Linked DNA regions of Homo sapiens: region 1 is linked to region 2. A link is a loop called in an ENCODE intact Hi-C map of the cell type or tissue named here. Cell type or tissue: IMR-90. All regions are shown on one strand.

What was found. A loop is a pair of places that touch in the nucleus more often than their neighbours do. Peaks named below come from ENCODE experiments on the same cell type or tissue, not always from the same donor. Only the 100,000 strongest peaks of a DNase experiment are listed, where the experiment ranks them.
Region 1: it touches region 2 in a loop (12-fold over the local background); 25 of 110 quality-filtered maps call a loop at or near these places.

The regions. Positions count from the first base shown.
Region 1 is chr11:84,563,616-84,566,115 of GRCh38, forward strand. The region is part of intron 6 of DLG2 (discs large MAGUK scaffold protein 2); the gene reads right to left. Among named protein-coding and RNA genes, the nearest start is that of DLG2-AS2, 930 kb to the left of the region's middle. In IMR-90, a CTCF peak has its summit at 1,172 (motif pointing left); no DNase peak of the experiment used is centred here.
Region 2 is chr11:83,826,992-83,829,491 of GRCh38, forward strand. The region is part of intron 17 of DLG2 (discs large MAGUK scaffold protein 2); the gene reads right to left. Among named protein-coding and RNA genes, the nearest start is that of DLG2-AS2, 190 kb to the left of the region's middle. In IMR-90, a CTCF peak has its summit at 1,172 (motif pointing right); a DNase peak (open chromatin) is centred at 720; H3K4me3 peaks cover 253 bases; H3K27ac peaks cover 810 bases.

The sequences.
Region 1 (2,500 bases), 740 kb after region 2:
TGAAGCAGTGAAAAGGCAGACTCTAAAATCGGTCTTGTTCTTACACTCATGCGTAGCTGGCTTTGAGTTCAAGAAAGTTTAAGTAAAGCAGTTAAATGTACACCAGAATCATTACAATAACACTCAGATCTTGGTCCTGGCTCTGTGAGGCTCTGAAGTAGCTGTGTGACATCTTAGCAGCTATGTGACATCTTATTAGTTATGTGACCTCCTCTGGTAGACAAATTTCTCATCTGAAACATGTTTAGAGAACTAGGCTAGAAAAGTGGCTCTCTTTTGTGCTGTGGAGACACACTGAAAGGTCATGTTCATCGTGAAAAACATTTCAGATACTGATATTAATTATATAGTGATTGGAAATCATTTACTCAAAAAAATAAAGGATAAAAGATTTAAAAGGAGACAACTCCAGTCTCACTCGCTTATATTCTGTGTGTTTGCTTTAGAGGAAAAGAAAGAAGTCAGATGTCAGTTAATGCAACTTCAATAAAGCACAGCCTATTTTATCCAGGGTAAGCCTATTGCAAGTGACCCTAACTGAAGCTGTGACAATAACAGGTGGTTGCAAAGGCTCGTCTATGCAGTATTATTGGGGGTTTTTATAAAAGCTTGGGTATGCTTATAGGCATGAGTTGCCTCTTATGCCTGTTACAGAGGAAAAAATACTGAGAAGAGTGAGCAAGAAGCTGTCTAAAGTCCCTGTCAGCACTGAACTGTGGAGATTTGGATCAGAGTCAACCTCAGGGAACTGACTTTACAGTATCCTTGGAGACACTACACATATCCCTGAAGCAAGGCTTTAAACCCTTGAAAGATCCCATCCGAGAATGTACTATTCCCTTATTGGGTGAGACTGCAAGGCAGGGGGGTTGCTTGGGAAAGAATAAGAAAGATAACTCTTGAATAAGCATAAAATATCGCTTGTTTTTAAATACTGCCCAAAATAGCACCTCCATTTCTTTTTTATTCTGCACATAATGTCGTCTAACTAATATTTATATATGGTTTTTCTTTAACAAAAAGCTATTCTTACAGAACTATGCTGAATCATGGCTCTGGGTCTCAAGTTGCCATAACTGTAAAATGGTTTGGGTTAAATATTACCTAAGGTGTCTCCTAAGAGTATGATTCAGTGATTTTCTCAAAAAGATGTGAGTGCCTGGCTGCTGCCACCTGGTGTCAGCTACCTGAACTACAGTTACCAAAGAAGTTAATTCTTTCCTGTGTTTGCACATTCTGTCCAATTTAGTAATAATATGACAGTGCAACATGATGACTTTATAAGGTGAAATGGTCTCAACAGATAATCTAGTCTATATGACTGTGTGATACATAAAAATTACATTCTACTTTTAAAGACACCTACAGGTAGATTCTCTAAATTCTTTTGTCACCATTTCTGTGTATCACTACATTTTAAATTCTTCCTGATATTACTCCTTCCTGATATATTCATCATTATACTATAAAGCATTCCCTTCAAACTCAAAAATAAAAATAAAATATTTTCATTTATATTTTAGTGGAATTAAAAGAACATGTAAGTGACCAGCTTGTCCATATACACAGGTGTAAATAGAGGCTTCTGACAAAGAAAATAGGTCTCAGTCAGTACTGCGCACTCAAATTACCTGTAAAATGTCTCTATTAGCTGGAAGCATGGGATGTCAAAAGTAGTAGAATAGGGCATCATGACTATAGGGATTTGGGTCTAAATATGTCAGTTATTTGCTGTATAATACTGTAAAGATTACTTAATTTTACTGAGTCAGTTTCCATTTGCACATAGGTACAACAATTTCCACCTCATGGAACTTTCAAAGTTAAAGTAACTAGAACATAATAGTGTCTAATAAATGTTAGAAAACTCTGTGAGTCATACAGAGCACTATAGATGCCCCTGAATGAAGGTTTCCAACCCTTAGAAAAACAGCACAATACCTAGAACATAGTATGTGCTCAATACATAATTGTTGATAAATGATTGATTATTACTCATGTTCAAATGTCAGATTATAAGGCTTCCAGGACAGGCTTTGATGCTCTACCTCAAATTTATATTGGAGATGGGTCTGATAACAAAATTGGTGCTTATGAGAATAGGACCCAGATCATGTAACACATTGCTATGGATTATATTTAGTTGTATTCACGTGAGCTTCCCCTACAAGCCTATTAAATCCTTGAAGGCAGGAGCTATATTTTAAATATCTCTATATCTCTAGTGATTTGATGATCACTAGAATGATCATCAAATGTGACATATGCAATAAATATATCATTCGATAAAGTATTATTGACACCAACATAACTACTATTTCCACGTTAAATTTCATATGATGAAGTTTTTTTTTTTTTTTTGAGACAGAGTCTTGCTCTGTTGCCCAGGCTGTAGTGCAGTGGCATTATCTCTGCTCACTGCAACCTCCGCCTCCTGGGTTAAAGAAATTCTCCTGCCTCAGCCTCTGGAGTAGCTGGGACTAAAGCAGCACTCAACCAC
Region 2 (2,500 bases):
CAGAGGGAGAGAGAGTTTCTTAGGCAGAGAACATCAGTACTGAAAACTAGGAAAGCAAGGTTCCTTCATGGGACCGGGAACCAGAGCCAGAGAGGAACGGCACGGCAGGTATGGCATGGTGACTGGAAGGGATGAGGTCTGGCGGCTCATATGAGGACCACTTCAGGAAATCGAAGAAATAATTTTGGACATCTTTACTGGGGATGGCAGTGGAGAGGTGGAAGCAACAACACCAGCAGAGATTTAGAAATGTTATTTGAGGTAACAATATAAGGTGACCTTATCAGTACCCCAAGATGGAGAATAGTCTGTATAGTGCTCATATTCTGTTTAATTAACTTGAAAATAGAGTCCTGGCAAATCAAGTCCTTCCCCTCTGCACGTTTCTAAACATGAAGATAACCTGAAAATTTTTGAAATACCCATGTCAGCTGTGACTCATTTTTACTCTTTTTAAATCAACAATGCAATTTAAATTCTAATTTGGAAATCCAGTTACCTATTATACCTTCACTTCGACAGCTGCAGCATTTCACTTCTGGCAATACATATTCCCAATCACGTATCTTGAAACACACTTTGTTAAATACTTAAAGTCCATATCAAGAATGAGCTTTGGAGTTAGCAAGTCAGCTGGGGTGATCATTTTTGGATGCCTGAGGAATGAATAAACTAAAATTGCTTGGAGAGACAGGAAATAATCTCTTTCTAGGGGTATTGCTTCTCTGTGCTCTGTTTCACATTTTTTCCTAACAAATCACTGAAACAAATAATAAGAGAAGCATTTCTAGCTTTCCTTCTGCAGAAAGAATGCCTGAGGAGGCGACTGCACTAGTTAATGTGACTGCATGCTGAATGCCCTAAATTCTCCTCCATGAATACATCAAGAATATGGTTCAATTACTGAATTCCGTTCTGCAACAAATCCCTGAGAAATAGAATACATAAAAGAGAAACTAGAAAAGATCACTTATAATACATGTATAGGATGTAGCCCAAGGTGACAATTTCTTTGTCTTTGAGCATCTTAAATATTTAATTTTGGAATTCTGGTGGGGATAAGGGGTAGGCCTGGAAAAAAATCCCTATAATGGAGCTTCAGGACCCTCCATCTTCAGGTTGCTAAGTAATGTGTTTTGACAATGCATGAACACTAGATGGCACCCATAACCTTAAAACATAGTAAAACGTTACTTCCCTTTTCTGTATAGGCAAGAATGTAGGAATCAGTCAATTATGGGGATTATAAAAATTAGCTGGGCAGAGTGGCAGGCACCAGTAATCTCAGCTACTTGGGAGGCTGAAGCAGGAGAATCACTTGAACCCAGAAGGCAGAGGTTGCAGTGAGCCGAGATCACGCCACTGTGCTCCAGCCTGTGCAACACAGCCAGACTCCGTCACAAATAATAATAACAAATCTACTCGAGCATTTCCCACTACTGGTGTCCTGTAAGTTACTCCTTATGTAAGGGTTTGGTGGTCAAAATGTTTTTGAAAGCCATAGACTTCATCTGCTCTAGGAGATTTCCAATGGACACAGGTAAACATGTTTTTTAGAAGTTCTTCATTGAAGAAGCCTGTACAAATGAACCTATTACAGTAGCAACCTATTACAATCCTGCTGTTTCAGTGTTCTACGAAACACACTTTGGGAAATGCCAATCTAGTCCAATCCCTGTCCCAAAGAAGGAACAGCCCAAACTATCCAAAAGAGGCCCTCCTTATACATGGGTATCTGAACCTTTTTAAAAAACAACAGATACAGTCTTAAAGCAGAGTTGATAGTAATAGCAACACTTATTGAATATGTATACTATGACATGCTGTATTTTAAGTGTTACTGTCTCTTCTCTTTCTTCAGTGTGTGTGTATATATATATATGTGTATGTATATGTGTTTATATACATATACATACATATACAATACCTGGCACATAGTAAGCCATTAATAACTAAATTACCTAGGAATATTCTATAGTCTGTGTGTGAGAGTAGGAATGGACATTCTGCCCCTCATTAGAAAGGTTATTGTCTATTATGCAAGTCTCTTACCTATGAAGAACAATTGAGACCAAAGACATATCCTCCAGATCCCTTCCCTGGGGATTCTACTTCCTTTCTCTGAAACTACTACATTATTGTTAACATGACTTATTTGCAAATTAATCTTACATGACCTATTAATATGTATTGAATTTTATTTAGCTTTTTTTTTTTTTTTTTTTGACAGAGTCTCACTCTGTTGCCCAGGCTGGGGTGCAGTGGTGTGATCTTGGCTCACTGCAGCCTCTGCCTCCTGGGTTCAACCGATTCTCCTGACTCAGCCTCCCAAGTAGCTGGGACTACAGGTGCACACCACGATGCCTGGCTAATTTTTGTATTTTTAGTAAAGACAGGGTTTCACCATGTTGGCCTGGCTGGTCTCAAACTCCTGACCTCAGGTGATCTGCCCGCCTCAGCCTCCCAAAGTGCTGGGATTATAGGCATGAGCCACTGTGCC